Regions from separate parts of the Homo sapiens genome. Here region 2 is linked to region 1. A link is a contact called in ENCODE Hi-C data. All regions are on one chromosome and are shown on one strand. The core of a region is the stretch at or near the end of the contact, and the rest is flanking DNA. Distances in the headings are between cores, read along the strand shown. Region 1 holds the start of DCAF17 (DDB1 and CUL4 associated factor 17). Region 2 holds the start of PJVK (pejvakin).

The links. A loop is a pair of places that touch in the nucleus more often than their neighbours do. Pooled maps may share reads with other maps.
Region 2: a pooled map shows a loop between it and region 1 (16-fold over the local background). The contact joins the promoter of PJVK here to the promoter of DCAF17 in region 1. A Hi-C loop is called at or near these places in 4 of 50 pooled maps.

What each region holds. Positions count from the first base shown.
Region 1 is chr2:171,432,741-171,435,558 of GRCh38, reverse strand. It overlaps DCAF17 (DDB1 and CUL4 associated factor 17), which reads right to left and starts at 1,333. Exons shown (of 14, transcript NM_025000.4): 1 at 856-1,333; 2 at 373-476. The coding sequence starts at 981. It overlaps METTL8 (methyltransferase 8, tRNA N3-cytidine), which reads left to right and starts at 1,569. Exons shown (of 10, transcript NM_001321154.2): 1 at 1,569-1,676. RefSeq lists enhancers at 507-1,066, 1,886-1,955, 1,628-2,188, 2,166-2,335 and a silencer at 666-1,575.
Region 2 is chr2:178,449,899-178,452,805 of GRCh38, reverse strand. PJVK (pejvakin) reads right to left here and starts at 1,428. Exons shown (of 7, transcript NM_001042702.5): 1 at 1,037-1,428. It overlaps PRKRA (protein activator of interferon induced protein kinase EIF2AK2), which reads left to right and starts at 1,631. Exons shown (of 8, transcript NM_003690.5): 1 at 1,631-1,840; 2 at 2,395-2,564. The coding sequence starts at 1,776. RefSeq lists a silencer at 1,359-2,138 and an enhancer at 1,901-2,475.

The DNA.
Region 1 (2,818 bases), core at 84-2,583:
AAAAAAAAAAAGGCAAGTACTTCCAAAACACAATCCATCAATTCTCCAAAGCAGCATCTAATTATTTGATTGGCAACTGGATTTCTTGACTGTGGTATAAGTAGACTAAACACTAAACAGTACTCTGAACAATCTGTGGTTTTGCCTGCACTGTAGTTTTGCTTTAAGTTGGTATTTACAAAAATGACACCTGCAACTTTAGATTTAACAAGATTTTAAAATTACATGCATTTTTTACTGCCTAGTCTTATTTCGGACCCATTTTTTTCATTCTATTTCACTAGGCACTAATGTAGGCATGTGGTTCTATACAAATTATAGTTAAGATCAACAGTGAGGTGAATTACAGCAAAATTATCAATAAAAAGTTACCTGCTGACACAGCGCCGATAATTGTCAAAATATATTCTTCCTCTCTCATAGGCTATAGGTGACCTGGAATGAGTTGTCCAGACATTCTTAAATTTAGTACTTTCCTAAAAGACATAAAGAATTTCCGTTCAGGAAAGAACTCTTAGGCTTTAAGTTAGATTTTAAATTTTCAAAGCAACATAATGTCACCTATATTATTTTAAAACTTTTTGCATCCTTCCTCCACTCTGCCCTCATGTTTTGGCTTAATGAGGTGACCAACTTTTAGAATAATTGTTTCCAGGTAAGACATAAGAAGCGTAAAACTAAAAGCAGCTGGTGGCCCTATTACCACCTATCCCAGATTCCGGGCTTGTATCCTCCTCCCCATCACATGTGACCCTATAAAGGGAGGCCCCAGCGCGTTAAAACCGCATCCCCGCAGGAGGCTCGGCCGCCGCGCGCCCGCGGCCCTCCGTCCCGCCCCGGCCGGCTGGCGGTCACCTGGCACACCAGCGCCCGCAGGATGCCCAGGTTGGTCCTCTGCACCACGCCTGCGTCGCGCGAGAAGCAGCCCAGCGCCCGGCGACTCAGCCGGCTGCACACGTTGGGCTTCCGGGTCGGGCCCATGGAGGCGCGGGCCGGGCCCTGGGTAGGCTGGGCCGCCGAGTGGCGCGCCCCACACTCCCGTGCTGGGCAGCCGCCGCTGCCTTCGAATTTCGAGGCCCAGACTTTCCCGGCGGGGCCCAGGGAAAGCTGACACGGGGAGGCGGGCAGGGAGCACCCGACGGCGGGGCGAGGGAAAGCAGAGCCGCTTGCACCGCCAGAGCGCGGAGAGAAGGGAAGAAGCACTCCCTTTTCGATCTGCCCCAGGCTCTCTGGCCGCTGACAGTGCGACGCTCCGGTACCGCGCGGCCGGCCGGAGCCGCTCTCTCACCGGGAAATGTAGTTCCTAGTGCCTCGTGAGGCAGCCCGGCTTCTCCCAGGAACTACAATTCCCGTCAGGCGGCGGGGAGCGAGGGCTTGCCCGGCCCTGCCTCTGCCTGCCGCGGCCCCGCCTCCTCCGGCCCGCGGAGGCTGCGCTGTCTTGCGGGCGCGCTTCTCTGTGCTGCGAGTGGCTAGCTGGGCAGAGCCCTGGGGGCGCGGTGCTGCCGCCTCCAGGTCTCCGCCCCGTGTGTGCGCCCTGCACTTAGGGATCCCTCCCTCACTGCCCCGGTACTCACAAGCTTCTCGGCCCCGACCTTCGCCCTGGGAGGTTCTGGCCAGGTGCCGGGAGGGGCGCTGTGTCGAGGGCGATCCCCCCAAAGCAGCGTCCCGTGCTAAAGGTACGCCCCGCGGCTTTCCCTTCAGCCGCATGTTGGCTGAGGGGGACGGTAAACTGTGCTTTTGTATTAGGAAGATGCTGGCTTCCCATTCACTCTTAGTTTCACCCTCCAAACTGGGATTGAGTTACTCTTTCCCGGAGGCTTGTCCTTGGGTGGCCTGCGGGGACACTGACTGGTTTTGCGATAATTGCTTCATTTCATTTCCTCTCGCCTCCATTCTTTTTTCTTTATAGGGAATAAAATATGAAATGCTTACATTCTTATTGGACGGCCTAAGATATTCCTCGTCGATGTCTCTAAGTAAAAGATATACTTTGTTAACTAGCCCTGCCTGTATGTTCAAAGTTCCCAGCACACTAAACTTTCAGCAAGCTTGCACCACATGTGTCCCACCGCCATGCTCTAAGTCCCTTAAGGGTGGGGCCGCTGTATCTCCCACGTGGACTTGGGCATGCTACCTCTTGTTCATAGGTGCTCAAAGAAAGCCAGCGATCGCACCTGACTGGCAGAGCAAAAAGTACAGTACAGCAGGTCCTTGAATCGCATTTTTTCGTTCAGTGTCATTTTGTATAACTTGATGAGAAAAAATAATAATTTCCTACCGGGGCTACTGTTTGTGTGGATCTTGCCCCTTCTCCCCACGTCTGCATGGGTTTTCACCAGGTACCCCAGGGTACTGCCTCCCACATCTCAGTGCAGGCTGGATGAATTGGCCTTGTCTGTGTTTCCTGTCTGAGTGTGAGTGTGAGTGCTCCCTGCGATGGAATGTCGTCGTGTCCAAGGGTTGGTTCCCACCTTGCACCCTGAGCTGAGGGGATAGGCTTCAGCCACCCTCGACCCTGAACTGGAATAATTAGGTAAATAACTATCTTACTTGTTTTTATTAATCTTCCTTAAATGTATGTATAGCTCCCATTTATTTCAATGTTTAATATTAGAAGTGTTTTGGTTTGTATTTAGGAGTTTGGTGATGTTTTTGTGACCAGAAATATGTTATAGGAACTTAACTTTTGTTTATATCAATTGGCCTATGGTAAAAATGGTTTTGTTATATGTCATTTTGCTTACAGTCAGTTTCCAAAAATCTGTTGATGACATTAAGTGAGTACTTACAGTACTGGGTGAGTGTGTTGGGTCACAGT
Region 2 (2,907 bases), core at 179-2,678, 7.0 Mb before region 1:
AATTATATGCAAATCTTTATTTAAAAAATAAAGCCACATTACATATAAGTAACTATATAAACTATTACCTAGTGGTTTCTTACTCTGAAGTTGGGCACACAGACTCTCTCTCTTTGAAATGGAGTCCTGCTGCATCTTTTTGTTTCATTATTATCCCAGCTACTTAACCTTTAACAAGAGCTATATAAAGTTCTGGCCTGTTTTTAAGTAATTTTGTGGCAAAAAATGAATTTTACCTGAGTGCTGAAATGTTTTGCCATAGGTGTTATGCGGAGTTCATATATTGTGAAATACTGACTATGTAGCCCTTCCAATAAGATATCCATTAAAACAGTGATGGATAGTAATCTATATACATACATATATAGACGGAGAGGAAGAGAGAATAGGCTCTAATTAAAGCATCAGATGATATAATTTGATTAGATTCTGAACATCTTTCACTTGTTTCAAGCATCCAGGGCTTACATGCTAACAAAACAACAAATCGCTTTTTTTTTTTTTTTTTTTTTTGAGAGGGAGTCTGACTCTGTCGCCCAGGCTGGAGTGCAGTGGCGCGATCTCGGCTCACTGCAACATTTGCCTCCCGGGTTCAAGCGATTCTCCTGCTTTAGCCTCCCGAGTAGCTGGGATTACAGGCGCATGCCACCACGCCCGGCTAATTTTTGTATTTTTAGTAGAGACAGGGTTTCACCATGTTGGCCAGGCTGGTCTCGAACTGCTTACTTCAGGCGATCCGCCAGCCTCGGCCTCCTAAAGTGCTGGGATTACAGGCGTGAGCCACCGCGCCCGCCCATAAATCACTTTTAATAATATCCTTTCGTACGAATAGCATTGTGCAAGCAATCTTCCATAACACCGAGTAAGCACAGGGGAGCATTTCTGCTAGTGCCTAGCAAGCCCCTGGAGAAGCGACACGTCATCTAATGGCCCACCAAAGGTGCTGCATCCCAGGCAAACGCCATTACAACCGACTACCCAGGTCCCCGGAAAGGCCTTCGTTTACTCCTAACGTGTTTTGCTGGGATGCACTGACCCAGCGTTCCATCTCGCGACGAAAGCCCAGAAGACAAAGGAGCCCGCCCGGCGGGAGAGGAGCGGGTGTTTGGACGTCCCCGCGTGTTCCTAAACACAGGGCTCGGGGACCCGAAGAGCGCACCGCAGCCCCCTGGAGCGTATATATCCGGGGTCTCAAGCTTCAGGACCAGGCCCGGGAGACTCCCTGGAATTCTGCCTTCGTAATTTTAGAATCTTTTTCTTAAAGTGACCCAGCCCCCAATCCGTCCTCCCCACAAAGGCTTAACTTTAGGCCTCAACGACCCTAGACCCACGCCGGACAATCCCTCTAATCCCTCTCTCCCGGCAAGAAACGGCCTCCTGCTAAGGACAAAGAACTGCGGCCTAGGGGCCAGTTACTACAGGCTGGTCAGGGCCGGCAGGGGCGGGCGCGGAGAACCCCCGGGAGCCCAATGCCTGTGCCCACGCGGGAGCGGGGCGGAGCCGGGCGGGAAGGGGGCGGACCCTGGAAGGGACAGGGGCGGAGTTGGGCCGGGACGGAGGCCCGCAGAGGAGCAGCGAGGGGGCGTAGCCGGAGCTACGGCACCAAGGCTCCGCCCCCACCCTGCCTGCCCCCTCGCTGGAGCAACGCAAGCAGGAGGCGGGGGAGTCGGAGGAGGTGGCGGCGCTGGAGCTCCTCCCGGGGACCAGCGACCCGGGGAGCGAGCACGTCGCTCCGCACCGCTCTTCCTCCAGCCGCTGAGCCGTCCCTTCTCGCCATGTCCCAGAGCAGGCACCGCGCCGAGGCCCCGCCGCTGGAGCGCGAGGACAGTGGGACCTTCAGGTCAGCGTGCGGGCAGTCAGGGCCCCAGGGCCGGGAGCGTTGGGCGGCAGGGCCGGGGCGCGGGGAGCCGGCCCTCCAGAGGCATTCTGGGTAAAGCCGTGCCCGGCGCCCACGCCTCCGCGGCTGTGGGTGCTCGGCCCCGCCCTCTCGGCGGCGAGGGTTGGGGTCTGCGGCCGGGCCCCGCCCCTCTCGTGGTCCCTGGCGGCGCGCGGGGCGGGCGGAGGTGACGCTCGGTCGGCGCGCCCGGGAAGGGATCGTCAGGTTTTCCCTGAGAGGCTGCGGCGCTGCTGCCAGCCCTGTTCTGTTGAGAATCTCTCCTACCCGCATTCAAGTGCTCTCTCTAAAGACCTCGCTCACCCCGCCTGCTCCTGCGGAGTGACTGCCGCAGCGGGGCCGGAAGACAGGTGCGCCCCAGCCTCGCCAGCTCTGGCCCTGGCCTCCGGGGAACTCGGCGCCTCCCTCGTCACCGTCGGTGGCGGTTAAAACTGGCCTCTACGCTTCTGCTTCAATCTCCAATTTGGCATGCAAAGCACACCTTTTTGTGGTTTTTGCAGTTTGGGGAAGATGATAACAGCTAAGCCAGGGAAAACACCGATTCAGGTATTACACGAATACGGCATGAAGACCAAGAACATCCCAGTTTATGAATGTGAAAGATCTGATGTGCAAATACACGTGCCCACTTTCACCTTCAGAGTAACCGTTGGTGACATAACCTGCACAGGTCTGTATACACAGTTAACCTGGATGACCGAGTGGGTTGGCAGTCAATACTTGGTGTTGCTTTTCAGTTCGGAAAAGTTCTCTTTTTGCCAGACAGCTGTGAGGAACAGGCTCTGAAACTGAGACCTCTCATCTCAGGTCGTTAGGGCTTTTCAGCTGCATCTGATTCTCTTCCTAATTTTCTCTTCCCCACATACCAAGGAAGCTTAGAAACTAAAAAGTTACCCAGCCGGATGGCTGGATCCTGCATGGCTCTTCTCATACCCTAGGATCCTCCTAGGGTTCTTCTTAGAATTAGAGGGAAGCAGGAAAGGTTCTTGGAGCAGTCATAGCTGGGTCAGTAG